Linked DNA regions of Homo sapiens: region 1 is linked to region 2. Evidence: chromatin loops called from intact Hi-C (ENCODE). Cell type or tissue: psoas muscle. All regions are shown on one strand. Each heading gives the region's core, and the rest is flanking DNA. Links, peaks and the distances in the headings are about the cores only. Region 1 overlaps MEGF10 (multiple EGF like domains 10). Region 2 holds the start of MEGF10 (multiple EGF like domains 10).

What was found. Peaks named below come from ENCODE experiments on the same cell type or tissue, not always from the same donor. Only the 100,000 strongest peaks of a DNase experiment are listed, where the experiment ranks them.
Region 1: it touches region 2 in a loop (2.7-fold over the local background); 3 of 110 quality-filtered maps call a loop at or near these places.

The regions. Positions count from the first base shown.
Region 1 is chr5:127,404,068-127,414,854 of GRCh38, forward strand. MEGF10 (multiple EGF like domains 10) reads left to right here. Exons shown (of 25, transcript NM_001256545.2): 9 at 6,322-6,534. Among named protein-coding and RNA genes, the nearest start is that of PRRC1, 110 kb to the right of the region's middle. In psoas muscle, for the core only: no CTCF peak of the experiment used is centred there; a DNase peak (open chromatin) is centred at 5,304; H3K4me3 peaks cover 1,472 bases; H3K27ac peaks cover 1,904 bases.
Region 2 is chr5:127,285,292-127,296,078 of GRCh38, forward strand. It overlaps MEGF10 (multiple EGF like domains 10), which reads left to right and starts at 5,505. Exons shown (of 25, transcript NM_001256545.2): 1 at 5,505-5,765. LOC105379199 reads right to left here and starts at 5,445. Exons shown (of 4, transcript XR_007058921.1): 1 at 5,287-5,445. In psoas muscle, for the core only: a CTCF peak has its summit at 4,801 (motif pointing right); DNase peaks (open chromatin) are centred at 4,840 and 5,400; H3K4me3 peaks cover 1,219 bases; H3K27ac peaks cover 435 bases.

The DNA.
Region 1 (10,787 bases), core at 4,076-6,575, 120 kb after region 2:
AAGGGTTCCGTTTTCTCTGCATCCTCACCAGCATTTGCTGTTGCCTGTCTTTTGGATATAAGCCATTTTTAACTGGCTTGAGATTATATCTCATTGCATATATAAATGCAAATCATTGTAGTTTTGATTTGCATTTCTCTGATGATCAATTGTGTTGAGCACCTTTTCATATGCCTGTTTGCCATTTGTATGTCTTCTTTCAAGAAATGTCTATTCAAATCTTTTGCCTATTTTTGATTGGAATATTAGACTTTTTCCTATAGAATTGTTTGAGCTCCTTATATATGCTGGTCATTAGGTTGGTGCAAAAGTAATTGCGGTTTTTACCATTGAAAGTAACGGTGAAGACCGCAATTACTTTTACACCAACCTATAACCCCTTGTCAGATGGATAGTTTGGAAATACTTTATCTCATTCTGTGGGCTGGCTCTTCACTTTGTTGATTGTATTCTTTGCTCTACAGAAAATTTTTAACATGATGTGTGCATCCTTCTTTTAATGCTCTTGAATCTGTCATGTCCTGGAAGACTAGGTAGCCAGGCTCACTGGATGTGTGTGTAGGATTTGAGAAGAGACTTGAGAGGCAGAAGGTCATAGTGATTGAAAACAATTATTTGGAATCTAGGTTTAGGTAAATGTGTCCCTGGAAACACTTTTTTTTTTTTGAGATGGAGTCTTGTTTTGTCCCCCAGGCTGGAGTGCAGTGGCATGATCTCGGCTCACCACAACTTCCATCTCCCAGGTTCAAGCAATTCTTCTGCCTCAGCCTCCCTAGTAGTTGGGATTACAGGCGCATGCTGCCATATCAGGCTAATTTTTTGTATTTTAGTAGAGATGGGGTTTCACTGTGTTGCCCAGGTTGGTATCGAACTCCTGAGCTCAGGCAATCTGCCTGCCTCAGCCTCCCAAAGTGCTAAGATTACAGGCGTTGGAAACACCTTTGTCTGTAACATCCTAATAATAATTGTGCTTCTCTCTAGGGTTGTAAGGATTAAATAAGTTAGTGTGTTAAAACATTTAAAACAGCCCTGGAACTTATCAGATTTTATTATTCTAGAGCAATTTCTATGAACTATGTAAATACTAGTGATTATCAGTTTGAGTGCTGTTTACAAGCTGCATAAATATTAGCTATCATTATTTTTTATGATGTCTTTGAATTAAGAATTCCCTCAACTTTTTTCCCCTTATTTTTTCTCTTTCTAAATCTTGGTCTAATTTTATGACTTTTAATAAGATACTGTCATGTTTGTTGCCTCCTGCCTCCAACTTAGACCCTGTACTTTCTTATTAAATTTATTTCTGAGTATTTTGTAATTTTTTAAAATTTCATTTCTGCCTGTAATTGGATATTTCTGGTTGAAGAAAAACTTGCTTTTGACTATTTACTTTTTAATTTATTCATACTACCAAACTTTCAAGGTAATTTTAATGTTGTTTTTAGCAAACTCTGGAGTTATTTAGTTATACTATCATATCATCTACAAATAAACATAAGTTAGTCTTTTCTTTTCAATATGTATAATGATTATTTCATTTCCTTGAATTATTGCATAAATTTGAGCCTCCAAATTAATGTTGACAAACAGCAGTAAAAGTAAAAATCCCTGTCTTGTTTCCAAATTTATTGGAATGGCTTCAGTATAGTCTCATGTTTGCTATTGGTATTTAGTAAATTATTTTCTTCATTCTTAAGTAGTTTTTTAAATCCCTTTTTTTAATTAAAAATTTTGTTAATAGTAGCTGCTTAATTTCATTAAATGCCTTTTTTTCTTTTGCTAATATAATTACATATTTTTCCTTTAATTTTTCATGCAATGAATTATTGACATCCTTAGTACACAGTTTTTATAACATGTAATTGGACTACTCAGATTTTGTAACTGACATCCTGGTTTTAGGTTGTATTTTGGATAGATTAGGCTGTTAGATAATTTCTGGATCCATTTAACATCTTATTATAGAAAAATGAGTTGGGGTAAGGGAGACACAAGACCAAGCACTATCTTAATAATAGTTTCTTGTCATATTTTAGGCCACTAAAATGGCAATATAATTTTTTTTTGCCCTCTAGGGATTTAAATTTCAAATTAGAGGTAGCACAAGAACAATAAACATACAAGGCAAATGAGCTTATACCTATTTCATCTGGAGTACAGGGAAAGGGAATAACAGTTAATTTTCAGATGAATTTTACATTTGAGCCAAGGAAGGCCAGGGGCCAGAGAAAGAGAAGGGAAGTAAAGAGAGAACTTGCTTCTCGACCTGCTGCTCTTGTAACTATTGTTTTTCTGATGAGCCAGTGACATGATTCCTGTTTTCAGCTGTTATCCCTGTCTGGGCTCTATAGTTAACACATGTACACAACAAACACATTTGTCACTATGAAAGGACAACAACGAATGGCCATGAGTCAGTCTGTGGCGGGAGGTGTGGGGAGAAAGGCCTTGATAGGCTGGGGTCTTAATTTGCCATTTCCCTTGTTTTGAGAAGTCAGTGAAATTTGATCAGTGAGGTTAGGGCAGAGGGCTGCTGGCCCTAGGAGCCTGCACAGAATTCCCAGGATGTGGGGACAGTCCTCCCCGCCAGAGAGAAATAAGAAAAATCCAAACAGACACCCTGTAGGCTGGCAGAGTAGTGCATAGATTGCCCAAATAAAAGGCTTTGGGGTTTGTGGAAAGGTTGAGAGGATATTGTGGTGAGTAAATGTAACATGACACAGTCAAGTAAGAGTGAAGAGACAATGGTTTCCAGATCCTTAAAAAACACCTTCTGAAGGGGTTAAAAGAGTTTCGAATGCCGATAGTGCTGCCGTAGGATCACTCTGGGCCCTGCGACAGCCTATTAGGGGCCCATGCACATGATTGGTGCTCAGTGAGTATTAGCTGGATGAAGGGATGCATGACTCAGTGATGAACTCTGTTAAGGTGAAGTCCAAAACAGCTCTGCCAAGTCTGTGTTCCATAGTACCCTAAAGGTGAAGATAAATGTGGGTGAAAGGAGGTGAAGTCAAAAATTATAGACAGGAATTGGGGGAATGCAGCATTGGTCGTCAATGGAGGAGCTCTTTCCTGTGTCTAGGAGCGTGGAGATGTTGGCTCTTTCCCAGTGCTTTTTACATTTCCCCCAGAGCAGCAGTTCCGGATGTTAGAAAGGTAGGCAGCTGATTCGTAGATTCCAGGTTTAATGAAGAATGTGATTCTTTCACACTAAATCATGGTTTGGCCTAACTATTCAAATCACTCTAGGGAAGGACATGCACAGAAGGTCAGGGGTGAAAGCGGTACCTGTCACCCCTTACACGTTAACTCACTTACTTTTTTCCTTAAGTTCACAATGACATACAACATAATAATAGAAACAATATTAAAACCAGTCTATGACCCTCACTGGTTTTGGGAATTGATGTGTTAATACTTTATCTCTACTTAATGCTTATCCATTCTTACCAATTCCAGGACATTACTTGAAATGTAAAAAAATTGGAAACCCCAAATTTCCATATGTCTACTGTGGCTGATATTTATTGCTATATCTTTATTACTTTTCTGCTATCTGTCCTAAGAAAATGCATTTCCTATTTCACTGATTTTTGAGAGCTTCTGTTCCATTTGGAACCGCAGAAGCAGCATTAAGGGCATAAAATTTGTTGGGAAATGGTGCTTCTTGAAGATAAAGAGACCAAGAAGGAGATAAAACTGCTTGATAAAGACTTTTAATGCAGCCAATCAGACAGGCATCAGCTATTTCATGATTATGTTTATTTTCAAGATGGAGAATATATACTTCTAGAAAGATATCCTACCATTTTCCTTTGGCAGATAGAAGTAGACATAACTATTATTAACAGGATTGTCCTACAAGTGCAACATTGACAAAACATAAAATGGGAATATGAATCCAGCTTAAATAATGGCTGCTTTAGTAAGTAACATTCAAATAGGACTTTTTGTTTTATATTTATAATGCAAACTAGTAGTGTGTTTAATTGTAGGTTAGAAAGGTAAATGTGGGTCAAGGCCAGCTATTATAGATTTTATTTTTCCTGAGAAAGGAAGTCTCTGCCAAGATATGATAAAATATACACACTGGTTCCCTGTAATTTGGTAACAGATAATTTCCCAGGCTTCCGATCTATACTACTTTCAACCACTTTTAAAGCTGTGCTTTTTACCAAGTTGAAATAATGAAGATAGTTTAAAACTTAACATTTGGGTTTGTTTTCAAATCCTTTTAGGAGACAGAAAATGATATTATTTATCTTTACCTTTTTCCTTTTGGAACTGACTTGCAAGAAAATCTAACAGACAGGTTGAAAAGTTGTCCTGACAGCCTTCAGTAGGAGCCATAATGAGACCACATTATTGTACTTAAGCATTTATTTCCTTAAAGTTTACATCTTTAAGGAAGAAACTAAATGACTTAGCTTATTGAAGCTTCTTAGAGGTTAAAAATAAAGAGCACCTTTTAAAAATACACTCTGGTCCAAAAATAGGTGTACCCATGTATAACTTTTAGGCACACGTTTTATTTTATGCTGAGTATTAGGTCAATTACTCCATAACTTTTCTAATGGTTTGTTGAGCAGTTGAAGGTTTTACCTGTTAACAAATACACCTGAAGATGTCTAGAATCTGTGAAACTAAATTTACATGAGATTCTTTTCCTTGTCTCCATCACATTAAATATATGCTAGAGCCAGAGGTAACCAGAAAAGCATCGAAAGGGCTGGTCCAAGTGGCTCATTCCTATAATCCCAACATTTTGGGAGGCTGAGGCGGGAGCATCACTTGAGTCTAGGAGTTTGAAACCAGCCTGGGTAACATAGCAAGACCTCATCTTTACAAAAAATTTAAAAATTAGCCTGACATGGTGGCGAGTGCCTGTGGTCCTAGCTACTCAGGCGGCAGAGGTGGGAGGGTCAATTGAGCCCAGGAGTTCGAGGTTACAGTGAGCTATGATGGCACCACTGCACTCCAGTCTGGGTGATAGAGGCAGACCCTGTCTCAAAAAAAAGTATCAAGATTTGTCCTCTACACTAAAATAGAATTCCTCCCACCCTGGTATTGTTACTTGTTGCACCCTATCATTAAAAATATGCAAAGTTTTGTGGAAACACTATTTCTTTGAAGTATGTTTCTTTTCTGCTTCTTTTAAGTGTGCTTGAATTTGTTATTATGCCTTACTGCTCACATGATACAGATCTAAAAAATGCAAGGCTGACCTACATTTCTGACTCTGGTTCTGGCCTGACTTGAGAGCCACATGGGAAGTGGCTGCCGAGACAAAGTGTACCCTTCTTGCGGCAAGTGCTCGGCTGGGCAAAGCCCTGTCTCCTTCCCTTGGCAGAAAGCTCCCCTTCTGCTGCAGAGAGCCAGTCACCTGGCCTAGTCAAAAAGAAACTTGGCTAGTCTAAGAACTATTTGTGCTTTCCATGGAGCAATGAGCGATCATTTTCTCTTTTCTATCTCGATTCCCTCTAGCAACTCAGCTCCCACCTCATTCGTCTTACCTAGAGCATATCCTTTCTCTTGGACAGAGCTCCAATGCCACTTTTAAAAAGATAATGAAGTGAATTTTTGAGGGCTGATCTTTACTCCTTGCCATTTGGCAGCCCTTCTTCCCAACAGAGGGCAATACCCCACTAGCCAAACATTTCGTGTTAGAAAACTCCAAGCCTTCCTACTGGCAGGCACTTCCCATGTTGGAATCGAGGACGTCTGATTTTGGTAGCTCAGAGTTTCCCAGATCTAAAGAGGACTTGGCTTATTAGTTAAAGAACTTTCTAACTGAGGAGGAATGATTACCATTCAGCTTTAAGTAAGAGTAAAAACGTGGCTAAGATTAAAAATTAATGTCCACATAAAAGCCAAGAGAATTAAAATTTAGTTTCAAATTTGACACAGAGTTTTCTCTTTGGAATTGGGAAAGTATGTTTTGAAATTTCATAATTATGGACTAACATTTGAAAATTTTTTTCCCATTTTCTTAGTATCTACTAAAGTGCTATGTAACTTTGGCAAGCACTAAGTGTAAACATGCCTCATGTCCTAAGCTCCTATTTTTGTTTTGGTTTCATTTTGTTGCTGTTGTTATTTGTTTTGTTTTTGTTTTCTACAGGTCATGCTGCTGTTACTACAATATGTAGCCAGAGTAATGTATCTTAACGCTTTTCATCCGTGTAATGGGACAATCACTAAATAATTGCAAGAGCAAAAAGCAGCTTCGATTTATGCATAACAAAGCCATTCCAAATTAACTGTTTATTTTCACATGGCACTAACTAATCTTTCTTCTTGCTCCTGCCTCTTGCTTGGTAGGTGCCAGGATGAGTGTCCTGTTGGGACCTATGGCGTTCTCTGTGCTGAGACCTGCCAGTGTGTCAACGGAGGGAAGTGTTACCACGTGAGCGGCGCATGCCTCTGTGAAGCAGGCTTTGCTGGCGAGCGCTGCGAAGCACGCCTGTGTCCTGAGGGGCTCTACGGCATCAAATGTGACAAACGGTGTCCCTGCCACCTGGAAAACACTCATAGGTGAGTGTCAGCTTCCCCTGGAAGGACGTGTCCTGTGAAAGTTTTAACCTTGGTTTTCAGGATTTGGAAGGAGGGATTGATAGAGTGATTCTCACCCCAAGCCCCCTCCTGCCTCTAGGCTACTCTGGGCAGGAATCGCCGAGTAAAAGGAAGACATTTTAACTTAATGTGTGATGGTCTACATTTGAGGTGCTAAAATTGTTCAATGGTTACTGGTGGATAGCAAATTCTATTCTCTATTAATGACCACTGATAAAAACAAAATTTGCTGAGGTTAGTAGAACTTTCCCTTAAGCAAGGGATTCTGTGACATTCCCTTAGAAGCAAAGATGCAATGAGAGACAAGGAGTTTAGCCAAATTTAGTATGCAAAAATATCAAAAAGTGATTCTTACTGCAGCATCTTTTATTCGACAGCACATCTGTGGAAGAAAAAAAAAGGCTAGAGAGAGGAAGTGAACTGGTGGAAGTTTTGTGAAAGTGTTTCACATGTGGCTGTCACATGTGAAATATCTTTTTCGAATTGATTACTCTGACATAGAACTCACAAGGGACTTTTAGCTCAAAAACCTCTCCAAGAATTTGAGAACAGGAAACCACGATCCTACCCACCCTACTGTACCTTGTCTGCCCTGAAAATGTCTTCTTACCCCTGTTTCTTCTTTCCCTCCCCCAGGGACCAGATACACATAACTTAGAATTCTGGGCCTCCTTTGCAGACTGCTGGAAAAGCTGAGTTTGACAAAAATGTAGTGCGTTATATAGCAGTTCAGATCTTACTAGAATTACTTTATTTGCATTCAGCACAGCTGTTACTTCATTTATACTTCTGAAAGATAACTCATAGCCACATCAAATCCCAAATGCATAGAATTTAAAAGTAAACAAAAGCGTGTGGTTGGTCTCTTCTTTAAACCATTGTTAGTAACAAAAATATAGAGTTTGCACTCTGTGTGTGTGTGTGTGTGTGCGCGCATATGTGTGCTGTAATACATTTTAGTGGGACATATGAAAGAAGTGTATTCTCAATATGATTCAAGTAACTTTGTAAGCCATATTAGTCAACTTTGGTTTTCTTCGTTGGAAAATATTGCCTTTCTTTACTTGACAAGTTTACGTAAATATTTGGGGGAATAAAAATGAATAATCTCCACAGGGTTTTATTTTTCAACTCTCTAATATTTAAGGAGCTGGCAGGATTAGGGACAAGTCATGAATTTGGGTCCCTTTCCTACAGTATAAGTCTTATTGCAGCAAAAAGTAAGCCTCATGTAGTGACAACTAAGAACATTACACCAGTGTGCTGTTCCGTTGTACATAGAGACAACTGAAATCAAATGGAATAATAAATCTATGCAAAGGAAGAGCTCTGCTATGAGAAGAATTGGAGAAGCAGAGAGCATGTTGGTTTTGTTGGAATTGGATACCATATTAGTAGTGGCAAGGTGCAAAGTGGAGAATTAGTTAATTGATGGCAATACTGTGGTAATTTTGACATAGGTCATATGTACCTAAGCATATATGTGTTAACAAAGAAGTACATGACATTTTTTGACAATTACATAGATCAATAACACTAAAATCTGTCTAATATTGTATACCAAATAATCCGAATATTTTAAAAAATCAGTCTTTTCATGATTTTGTAAATCATGAAAGGTATTTTTAAAGATTAGCTTTTACGAATTTCTATTAAAACAAGTTTAATGTTGATTATATGACTCTATCTTGTTGAATTAATCATTGGAGCCATCTATCTAGTTCTTATATCTTAAACTTCTATGTGTAAAACTCCTGGAAGCCCAAGGTCCCTTCAAACCAAAAGGCATAGAATCCTTGTATTAATTGAAAGTCTAGTTTGTTCACATTAGCATTTATCAAGCAAGTGGAGCCTTGCTGTTACATAATTTATGATATACTAAAGCCTTCCATTATAATTAATGAGATAACAAATACAGTGTAAATTAATAATGTACATTGTCTTTAGGTACATATTGAGTTCTATGGATATACACATTGACATATATTTTAGCCATATAGTTGGGTAAGGGTTTGTATCAGGTAGCTTTTGCAGCATTAAAAAACAAACAAACAAACAAACAAAAAAACTACTCCAAACCCAATGACGTAAAATAACAATTATTTACTAACTGATGATTTTTTGCTTGACTATGTGGGCTAGGCTCAACTTGGTGGTTCTTCTGCTGGTCTCCTTGTGTTCAGCTGGCAGATCAACTGGAGGCTAATTGGTCCTGGATATCCTCACTCACATGTCTGGCATTTGGCTGGGTGATGGGGCTGACTGAGCCACACATCTCCAGTATCTAGCAGGCTAGCCTGGGCTTTTTCACATGGTGACTGGTTTCTAAAACAGAAGACAGTACAGACCCCCAACATACACTTTTTAAGCCTTTGGTTATGTCATGTTCGCTAATACCCCTTTAGATAAGACAAGTCATCTAACCAAGTCCAGATTCAACATACCCCACCTCTCGATGGGAGGTGTTGCAAAGAATTTGTAGACATTTTTATTTTGCAATCTATCATGGAGCTGAAATGAATTTAAATATATTTATAAGTAATATTAGTATTTCAAACTTTAGCAGTATTATTGAGCCTAAAGATATTCACTGTGACCTGGACTTTTCAACTGAAAACTAACTGTTATGGTGGAAATGATTTTGAACAAGAAAATAAAATTTGAGATTTAATAATATTCCACATGCAATATAGAGAGATAGATTAACTGCTTTTGGTAATAAAGACATTTAATAGCCATGGACAATCCGGATGTGCCTATTTGCAAATGTCATGTAATTGTCATTATATTTGATCATTAATAACATCTAAGGAAATGAATAAAAAGAAGTTCAATGACTCTGTTTCAGCCAATATTATATAGTATTGGACTTTTGTTGTAATTCAACTATTAAACAGTTTCCTGGAATATATGTATATAGTTATATGTGTTTATAAAATGACAACTATTCCCATATGTGTATAATCCTATTTTCATATACACAAAGCAATCTGTTCTTTAGACAGAAAACAGGTAATGAGTATATCACCCTTCAACCTCCAAACTGCTGCTTCTACAACAACATGTAAATCTCATTACCAATTAAGCTGCCTGCATGAGAACCCATCAAATGCCTCCAAAGTGCTCTAGCTTCCTACATCTAATTATAAATTGCAGAATACTAATTTTGGTGTCAATCAGTCTGAAAACCAGTGTGCTGCACTAACACTCACTGGGGGGCATTGAATATCAATTTCTCAGCCTGCCTCTTGCTTTGTTGAATTCATTGTCATCCAAATTGTCTATTTTCTTTAACATTATGTCTACACCATGAATACTGTTTTCTACTTTTCAATGTAAAGTAATATTTTCTACCAAAAATATCATTTGTTTTACAATATGTTAAGATAAGGTAGGCTACTTAAACCAATCTATCACTTGAAATATTTCTTTTCCCTTTATCAAATGTAAGGACTTACTGAAGTAAACTTAAAAATTTCCCGTTTTTTGTACAATATTTGTTTTTACTGATCCTGTTGACCCCTTTATATGTGCCAAATTCTAAATCTTAGCAATTGTCCTTCATGTCTGGTCCCCTCAGCAGGCTGTTAGCAAACCTCCCTTTTCTTTGGTATAAAAGCAAACCTGGGTTCAAGTTTGATTCTGCCTCACTACCTGTGTGAGACTTTGAATAAATAATTTACCCTTTCTAGGCCTCTATTTTCTCATTTATAAAATGGGATCATACCATCTAGGATGGCTGTGAGGATTGAACTAAATGGTGCTCAGCACATTGCTGAGACTTACTCAGTGCCCAGTAAATGCTGACTCCTGGTCTGTGCGTTCACTTACAATATCATCACAAACATGGTGACATTCATGAGTTGTTCTCTGTGATTAATGGCTATTTCCTTTAAGCCAAGACTTTGACATTTTAAAAACGAATTTTAGAGGAAATCTTCCCCTTTGTATACATATATACTGAGGATAATTTAACATTGTTCAGTGACTCTGAGATGTCAGGGAGAAGCAGATTAATGTGGGAAAGCTAGATCCCTGGAGTCACATCCGCTGTGTATCACCTGTGGCATTTTCACTTATTCATTCAATCTGCATTTACTGTGGGCCTACCATGTGCCCGTGAAAGGTGGCAAAACAGATTTAATTCTGGCCCTCCTGGAACTCACAGTGTAGAAGAGAAAGAAGACATTAAAGGACTGGAAAAATAAACAGAA
Region 2 (10,787 bases), core at 3,424-5,923:
AGATGGACTGCATATACAAAAATGGAATTTGATAGACCTAAATGAATAGTCTTATAATATTACTATGAAATTCTCAACTAAAAATACAAATAATATTTTAAGATGTCAAGATTAATAGCAAATATGAAAAATAATTGGAATTTTAGTAGATTATAAATTCTATGTTAACAGAGTGATATAGTTACCACCAACAAAAAAGTCTACTTAATCTAAGATTGCATTAGTTATGTTGTAGTGTTCAGAATAAAGATAGTAAAAATTAGTAAGGAAATAGAAGACTTGATGAACAGTGTCAACTAATGAGACCCAGTTGACATTTTTAGAACAATCTACCCAATAGCAGCAGCAGTTGTACATTGTTTTCAGGTGCACATGAACCATTCACCAAGAAAGACCATATTTTTGCCATAAAGCAAGTCTCAGCACATTTAAAAGCAGTGAAATAAGATGAACTATTCTTGCTGGCTGTAATAAAATTAAATTAAAATAAATAAAAATATATCTGAATCCCACTACTGGGTATTTAATCAAAGGAAGTGAAATCAATGTATCAGAAGGATACCTGTGCCCCATGCTTATTGCAGCACTATTCATAATAGCAAAGAGATGGAATCCATGTAAGCATGCATCAATTGATGAATGGATTAAAAAACGTGGTATATACACAAAGTGGAATACTATTCGGCCATAAAAAATTGGAATCGTGTTATTTGCAGCAACATGGATGGAACTGGAGGACATTAAGTGAAATAAGCCAAGTACAGAAAGAGGAATATCACATGTTTTCACTCATATGTGGGAGCTAAGAAAGTTGATCTTTTGAAGGTAGAAAGTGAAATAATGGATACCAAATGTTGGAAAGAGTGTGTGAGTGAGAGGGAGACCTGAAGAGAGGTTGGTTAATAAGTATAAATATTCAGTTAGATAGAAGTTGTAGGTTCTAATGGTCAGTAGCAGAGAAGGGTGACTATTGTTAGCAGCCATGTGTTGTAATTTCAAAGTAGCTAGAAGAGAGGACTAGAAATGTTCCTAACACATAGTAATGATAAATGCTCAAGGTGATGAATACCCGAGATGCTCCCCTTGTAACATACTCTATGCATGTAACAAATTTTCACATGAATTCTGCAAATATGTAAAACATTATGTATCAATAAAACAAATACCTAAAAAATTCCCTGAAATTTGGAAATTAAATTACAGTGTTCTATATAACCTATGGGTTAAAGAAAAAATATTTTGAACTATATAAACAGGTTATCAAAATTTGTGGAACATGGTTACAGTAATTATTAGAGAGGAGTTTATAATTTTAAATGCTTGTATAAGAAAAAAATCTAAAAATCAATAAGCAAAAATTTGACTTTAAGAAATTAAAGAAAAAAGAAGAGAAAAATAAATCTAATGTATATAGAAGGAAGGAAATAGTAAAGGTAAGAGCTAAAATCAACAAAGTAGAAAATGTGTAAGTAATAGAAAAAAATCAATGAAACTAAAGCCTGATCCTTTGAATTGATTTTTAAAAATTGATGAACTTCTAATCAAAGAGATAACAAGAAAATAAAAATGCAGACCAATAATTTTAATGAGTATAGACACAAATATCCTGAACAAATTTTAGCAAATCAAATCCAACAGTATATCAAATATATAATACATTACATGGACCAAGTAAGCTTTAACCCAAGAATGCAAGGCAAGTTTAATAAGCAGTTCAGTTAACTAACAGAAAAAAGGAGAAAAACCGTATAATAATTTCAACTGATACAGAAAAACATTTGACAAAATTAAATAGTCACTCATGGTAAAATAAACAATTTCTAGTGAACTATAAATAGAAGGAATTTCTCAATTAATAAAGGGAGTTTAATGAAACTTACAACTAACATCCTACTTAATGGTACAAGACAGATTGCTTTGGTTTATGATGAGCAACAAGGATGGGATACTAAATTTTAGCATTTGTATTCAATGTTGTACTGGGCATCCTATCCAGTGAAATAAGGCAAGACAAATAAATAAAAGAAGCAGAGCATGTAGAAAATCCTAAGCAAACTGAAAAAGAAAAACTACTAGAACGAATAAGTAAATTTAGCCATGTTGCAAAATGTGAGGGTACTGCACAAAATTCCACTGTATTTCTCCATACTAGCAATGAACAATTGGAAACAAGAACTCAAAAATAATTCCATTTATGAAATATTAAAAATAAAATACTTAGGGATTCATTTTTTAAATTGTGTGTAATACTGCCATGTTCAAAGCTACAAAATATTGCTGAGAAACATTAAAGAATACCTAAATTAATGGAGAGATAAATGTTCATAGGTTAGAGGAATCGATATTTTTATGTCAGTTCTCCTTAAATTGATCAATGGATTCAAGGCACTCTCAATTAGAAAAGTGAATTTTTAAAACATTGACAAGCAAATTCTGAAATTTACATGGAAGATGAAAACCAAATAAAAACAAAAACAAAAGCTGAAGAGTTGAACAAATTTTGAAAAAAAATAAAAGCACAGTTGGAAGACTTATTACATCTAAGTTGGAGTCCTATTATAAAGTTATAGCAATCTGAACAGTATGGTTTTGGCATAGGAATAGAAATATAGATCAAATGAAAGGAATAATGAGTGAATCCTGAAATAGACTCACTCATCTATGGCCAATTGATTTTCAATAAAGGTATCCAGTTACTCAATGGGAAAAAAGATAATCTTCTCAACAAATGGTGCCAAAACAACTGGATATCCATGTAGACAATAATGAACCTCAGCCCTTACTTCATACCATACACAAAGGTTAACATCAAATAGATTGTAGACCTAAATATAACAGCTAAAACTATAAACTTCTATAAGAAGCCATAGAAAATCTTCATGACCTTGGGGTAAGCAAAGATTACTTATGTAAAACCTAAAAGTACAACACACACACACAAAAACACGCTTGATAAACTGGACTTTATCAAAATTAAAAACTGCTGTTTGAAAGACACTATTAAGAAATTGAAAGACAAGAAACAGACTGGGAGTGTATATTGGTTATATACATATCTAACAAATGCCTGGTATATAAAGAACTCCTACAACTCAATAATAAGAATCCAAAGACTTGATTAAAAATTGGGCAATAAATTCAGACACTTTATCAAAGAACAGGTGGCATGAGAGCACATGAAAAGCTGGTAAACATCTTTTATGGTCACCATCATTAGTCAGTAAGGAAACGCAAATTAAAACCACGATGTGATACCACTATATACTTACTAGAATGGCAAAAATAAGAAGACAGAAACTACCCAGTGTTGATGAGGATGTGAAGCAATTATCATATCTTGCTGGTGAGAATGTAAAATGTTTTCCACTTTGGAAAGCAGTTCATCTTTCTATATAGTTAAACACACAGTTACTGTAATAATAATTTTACTCCTGTAAGATAAGAAAAATAATAATGTATGTCCACAAAAGGACTTGTTAAAGATTGTTCCTAGCAGCTTTATTCATAATAACCCCATATTGAAAACATCCCCAATGTCCATCATTTGGTAAACTGGCAAACAAATTGTGGTATATCCATACAATGGAATACTACTCAGCAATAAAAAGGAACAAACTTCAGATACAGGCACAACATTAATGAGTTTCAAAAACATTGTGTGGAGTGAAGGAAGTCAGACACAAAGGAATATGTAAGTGATTCCATTCATATGAAATGTTAGAAAAGACAAATCTAATCTGTAGTTACAGAAAACAGCTAAGCGGGCCAAATATGAGGTGGGATAGAAGTTGACTTTAAAGGGGTGCAAGACAACCCTCTGAGGTGATGGAATTGTTCATTATCTTGATTGAAGCAGTGGTTACATGGGTGTGTACATTATTCAAAACTCATGAAGCTGTATAATTAATATGAGTGTAATATATGGAATGTAACTTATCCCCCAATAAAGTTGATTAAAAAATTAAAAGGAAAGTGGGGCAACCAAGTTTCATAAAGCAAAATATCTTTGGGTAATAAGTGGCATGAACTAACAGCCAATTTCCTTAGAAAACAGCCATATGGATTAATCACCTCTAGAATTATTTGTGCCTGTGCTGCCCAGATCAAAGTTCCAACTCCTGGCAGAGAGGGCCTGAGGGGCTTAGCTGAGGTCAGTTGCTCTCTTCTGGACAGGGAAAAGCTGGACCATCCTGACTGACCTTCCACCCAGACTGCTGTCCTTGTGGCAGGGATGGTATCTCAAAGAAAAATGGAGGTACTGTTACCAGAGAAGGGGCAATGATGACTGCTAAACAAACAAATAAACAAACACCAAAACAGTCTTCCCCTGTGTATTTCCAGGGAGAGTAAAGAGGATGGTGAGGGGCTTCAAACATATCTATGTTCATTCATTCCATTCATTTATTCACTCAAACATAATATGGAGTCTGTACTATTTTCCAGGAGCGTTATTGAGTAGGGACTCGAACGCTCTTGAAGTCTCTCTAAAAAGAAAGAGTTCTTATTAATGGGAGGAAGAGAAGCCTGGTAGGAGATGGTTACCTGGAGTGGTTATGGGGCTTAAACCTGTTTTTGTTTTTTTGTGGGGAGAGGGGGATAGAATTCAACGACACAAGAAAGAACTTTGCAGCAGTCAAATTTGTATCTTTTGGGGTCCTGTAAAAGCTGGAAAACTCTTTAGTCTGGAAGAGGAAGATGGACAGTCAGAGAAGCAGATTCCAGAATTCATGTCCTGTCTAACCCACAAATGGAAAAGCCCGTTCATGGTTTTAACATTCCATCACTGGGCCTCCCGGGGCCTCCTCGGCGAGTCGGCAGAGGGAGCCATTCCCCAATAAATTGCCGCGCGAGGCCTCCGAGGACCTGGGGGGATTTTCCTGCGCGTCCGGGGAGTTCTCTCTCCGCCCCTCCATGGTAAAGCAGACTATCCCACCCTCCACCCTCTGCCTTCACCTCCCCGCCCCACCTTTCCATGTACTTTGCTGCCACATCACATTCTCTGGCACGGCTTAATCACCATCCTTTCTGGGTCCCACCTTTGCGCTTTCTCCCCTGACACCACTGAGGACCCGCCGTCCACTCCAGTTGGCCGCTCGGGCGCCGGCCACCGTCCCACAAATCCTTACAGAGGGTCTAGAACACCTCCCAGGGACTCTGCCGAGGGACTTGCACCCAACGTGGGTTGGGAATCAGGCGGGCACCCACTCTGACACCCCTTCGGTCACCCCCTGCGGTGACCCCAACATTTGCTAACTTCGCGACCAGGCCTTTGGCGGGGTCACCCACCAGGCGGTGGAAGCCGCTCAGGCAGGGGCGACTCACGATCGAGGTGCAGCAGTCAGGCCGGGAAGATCCTGCATGTTGCGCTAGGGACTGCGCGCGGCGCCAAGCGACAACCCCCCAGCGGCCACTGCCCCGGCAGCAGCAGCTGCAGCAGCGGCAACTGCTCGAATCCCGGCCCCGGCTCGGGTTACCCGCCCCCACCCCCTCCAGCATCTCGGGCCAGACAGAGAAAACCTTGTTCAAGTTTGCAGCAAGTACTTTCCCGGTGCGCAAAACTGGGCGACTGGGAACGCGTTGAGACGTTCCTCTTTCCCGCTTCTCCACCTTTACGCCTGAAAGAAGACTCCCAAAGATTGCTTTCTTCTGGGACGCTGCTTGGACGCTAACCGCGTTGATTGGAACAGATTTTGTGTCTTGGCTGGCTTTGGGTGAAGACCGGGGAGAAAAGGTTGCGCTGCGATTCTCAAGATCTCTGGACCTGGGTAAGAGTTGGGCAAACTCAACTCCGGCGGCTCCTGGACCTTGGCCGGACGCCGGAAGGCTTCTCATGGGCGGGGGTCACATTTTCCTTAGCCAGGGTACCGGGGTGCGGCGTGAGGTGGGGCGAGATGGGCTCAGTCTGCGTTGTTCATGCGCTTCTTAAGGGTTTATTGTTGTTTGCATTTGGTTTTGTTACATGGGATTGTGTAGGAAAATCCTGGAGTATTTTTGATGGAGAGACATCCTCATTACGCATTTTATTTTGCATAATTCCTGCCCTTGTATTGCCTTACCTTGTGTTTGTTTCATTTTGCCGGGCGATATAGCTGGATGTAGGGAGATTTGTGGGGAATCGGACTGAGCTTGAAAGGCAGTTTCAGCTGGGCCCTTTCTTCTAGGTCAGTTGAACTTCCTTTCTGGGATCTTCACTGTTTTCTAAACTTCTCTTTCTCCCGTCCTTGGTATTCAGATTGTGCAGATAACGCTCTAGGCTGGCGGGATGCTCCCCTTTCCTGAGTTCTCAGCGATCAGTAGGGGTGTGAGGTCGCAGTCTTAGACCAAAGGGGCCTTGTCAGTATGCTTGGCTCCTTAAGGAGTGCTGGGAGGGACGGTTTTTCAAGTGATAGTTACTTAAGAAAGATAAATCCGGTGTTGATCTTTTTCTTTTAAATTCCTTGTTAGAGGACTTTTACGCCTGGTTTAAGGAAGTGTTTTGGCCTTAATTTTCTTTCTGGAAGTATTTTTCTTAGTGACACCACTGAGCAAATGAATGATGGCAATATCTTTGCTGCTTCTTTAGAAAATATCCTCACGCAAGGACCCACATTATTTAGGAGAAAGTCAAAGTTGGAGATCTTATTAGCCAAAATTAGCCATTATTATTGTTCTTAGGCTGTGATAACCATGCTGTGCCAAGGCAGAAGAGAATGACATTTCTTCTTGTTCTTCTTGCCTTACTCCTTTATATCCTGGGTCTCACTTTGTGTATAGGGTTCCCAAATAAAAATGCTTCATTCCTTATGGACAGAAATACTGGGGCCAATTTATATTATCCAGAAATGTCATCTTCCTGACACGAGTGCTCCAAGAGGTCAGCTTGCAGGGAACTTTTAATTTTACCACTGAGAGTTCAAAGAGTTCAGTTGGTAAACTCTGGGCACCCGCCAGCCTGGGTTCAGCTCACAACTCTGCCACTTTTCAGTTCTGTGATTTTGGGGTAAGTTACTTAATCTGTTTATCCACATATGTAAAATCAAAATGATAATAATAGCACTTACATCAGACAATTGTTAAAGGGATTAAGTAAGTTAATGCATGTGAAGGACTAACAAGCCTGACACATAGTAGGCACAAATTAGCTTTATTATTATTGTATAGCTAGCATTAACTATTGTTGTATCCCTCTAGTATAGCTTCTATTAGCTGTCAGTAAGTGTTAGCTATTATTCCTATTTGGATGGACTTTGAAGACTGTGCTCATCTGTAAGCTTCACTACCACCTATTGTCAAACTTAGCTCAGACATGATCTTTGTATTGCTTTTTTGTTGTGGCACTTTCAGTTGGAAAAATAAAGGTGTATATGGCAGAGCTGGAATTTATAGGGTGGTGGGTCATGGATGGGCACCAAAGACTACTTGGAACAGGTGAGGAGGTGGGAAATCTACACTCAGTTCACAGCCTGTATACCTCCTTGGAAATCCTTTACATTAATATACTTTCTTTAACCTATTTTTTAGAGGTCACTCATTTGTTCAGTAAGTATTTATTAACCATCTATTACATGTCAAGCACTGTTTTAGGTTTTATATTTTAAAAATGGCTATGCATGAGTATTGGCTTTATGTGCCTCCTCCCATTTCAAGTGTGTGACCTAGCACTCTATAAATTAAATCCCAAGTATTTTTAGCTACACAATTTCCATACCTGTTAAAATGCTCATAAGAGCACATAAAAAGCACGTATCATTGAGAAATTGAACAAAATATTCCCTATGACCTCAAGCAGATTGCTTTTCTCCATTTAGGCATCAGTTTTATTATGTATAAACTTGTGTTGAGAGGTGGGGAAAGAGTAGAATAACCTCCAGTGTTCCTTCTGGCTCCAAAATCCTTAAATTAGCTGCCTTACTTCATTGGTGGCTGTTTTTGAACCCCCACTTTTCTCTTTTAACATTTGTTTTAGGTACATAAATTACGTTACTTCCATCTTTGCATATTCATCAAAGTGAGTAACAACATCGATAATTAATGAAAAGGGAAAAGCGTTTATCTCTGTCTGTCTTTCACTATTCTCAGACTTTGGTTTATACCAGAAGCATGAAGTGGGGAGATTTGTTAAAATATTAGAGTGAACTATGAGAAATTGCTGATATTTGACCATTTTTGACCTAAATAAATGGCAATTTTGTATGGTTCAAACTATACAAACCCTAATCCCTTCTGCCTTGATTTAGAAGTAGTAAGTCTTCTGTGAGTTGTGAGAAGTCTGCATTTTTACAAGTTCCCCAGGTGATTCTAATGCAAAACTCAAGTCACATGCTCATTTAGCAGCAGTGAATTTACCTTCTTTGTGATTGTCTGCTTGGTTTAATAGTGTATTTCTAAAATGCAAATCTGATCATGTTATTCCCTTGTTTAAAAATCTTTGGCAGCTCTCTGGATGGTGAATGTCAGTGTTACCTGGGTGCATGTTGAAAATATAGATTCCAGGGCTTCACCCCAGAAGTAAGGGCCAGTAATCTGCATTTTGAGATCTCCAGGTGAACCTGGTAAAGCTGACGTCAGATCACATTTGGAGAAACACTGGCTTACAGCATAAAGTCTCACCTCCTTACCGCTATACACAAGACCACCTTTGCAGCACTTCTCAGGGTTATTTTCTGCTTCTCTGGTCCCCAGCTCTCCAGCTCCCACTGATCTTGATCTTGTTACTATCTCAAGAATACGCTGTGCACTTTCACTCTTCCATGACCCAGCTGTATATGCTGTTCCTTCCTCTGAAAATGTCTTTGACCCTCTTTCCTGTCTAACCAACCACTTACCACCCATTCATCTTTTAAGACACTATTCAAATCCCTTTGAAGACTTTCCCTCTGAAGTTTTTCCCAATTATCTCATAAACTTAGCGATATCTCATGCGAGTTCCCATTCTTGTGGATAGATTTAATATAGCATAATCACATTGTATCAGCCATATTTATTATCTGAATGTTTATCCCTAACAGATTGGTGAGTTCATCATTCCTTATTGTAAGCTCTTATACAAGTGGCTGGCCCATAGTAGTTATGGAATAAATGCCTAGAGAATGTTGGAGAAAAGTAAATGGATGAATGATAGTCAACATTTTCTTAGCAGACAAAGTGGTTGGGACAGTATTGTATACATATGGAGGGTGTGGAAAAGCCAGTTGGGAATTTCCAGTTTGGCTAGACATAGCCTAGGAAGTTAATAACTTCAAGTGGGGCTGGGCATGGTGCCTCACGCCTGTAATCCCAGCACTTTGTGAGGCTGAGGTGGGAAGATCACTTGAGGCCAGGGATCCTAGACCAGCCTGGCCAAAATGGCGAAATCCTGTCTCTACTAAAAATACCAGAATTAGCCGTGAGTGGTAGCACACACCTGTAATCCCAACTACTTGGGAGGCTGAGGCACAAGAATCACTTGAACTTGGGAGGCAGAGGTTGCAGTGAGCTGAGATCGCGACACTGCACTCCAGCCTGGGTGACAGAGTGAGACTCTGTCTCAAATAATAATAATAATAATAATAATAATAATAATAATAAATAACTTGGAGTAGAAAAAGGACAAGACAGAATATCCTAAGAGGACTTATGAAACACCAAATGCCACTGAATTAATGTTACATGTTGAACATTATTGCAGGCAGTATAATGAAGAGCTGAGCTTATCCTTTAGGATGGTTTTGGTTTGGTTTTTGGAATGACGTGTCAGAGCACTGGAAAGGAAGTGCCAATGCCAATAAAAACCAACTTTGCTCTGTGCTTTTCCATTTATAAAACACTTCTGCTTCTGTTTTTGTATTTGATCAGAAACATGGTGACTGGTTCAATACTGTCTTTCCTTCTTTCCTGAAAGGACACATTCCTGAAAATAGGTCTGAAGATTGTATAAAAGCCTACATATTATAGGGGATTCTGGCCATAGAAAGCCAAATATATTATGAAATCTCTAATTATATCTTGCTATTTAGACACAGCATTCAGTGTATACTCCATTTTCTAATTTTTCTTTCTTTAAACTTTACACAATTTTGGTTATTTTCTCCTCATTTCAATAACAGTTGACCAGCTCAAGTTCAATAAATGTCTGATTCAGATGAAAAGATTTGCCATTTTTGGCATGTCTAATAACTTCTACCTTTGTCTTACTTAGTTTATGAGACAAACACTTCTCATAATTACTATTAGGCTTTTAATTTTCCCATTTCCCATTCACTTTTTTGTAATAATGAAAATATGCAGTAACATTTGAATAAGTGAATGAATAATTCTCTGGGTAATGACAAGGATGGTGATTCTGCAAAAATTGAACTATTGGCTTAGGGCAGCTGCACCATAAAATAAACAACATAAAAAGTTCATTCATTAGCTGGCATCTGAGTGTCATCATGACACAGGGCAGGGAGGTAGTAGCATCAATAGATGTAGTACAAATATCCACATTGATGGACTTCAAACGAAGCAATATTGAGGACTGCCTTTACTCTCAGTTTCTCAAGGGTGTGTACCCAGTATCTGGTTTTAATAATTAGTTTAGTTTTAAGAATTAATACAAGATTCACTGGGTTCTGTTGATTTGTCTTCTTTTAAAATTATGTTTCTGAAATGAACTTTTTCTAGCTTAGCATAAGCCTGTATCATTTTCTGCCAACCTTTGGAAGTCTTTTAACTGCTCTCCTAATCTCTTTATTCAGTCATTCATTCATTCTTCATATCTGAATGTCCTGAAATTTTTAATTTACCTTTTGTCTCTCTTTACCATTTTGCATTATTGTTCACCATGA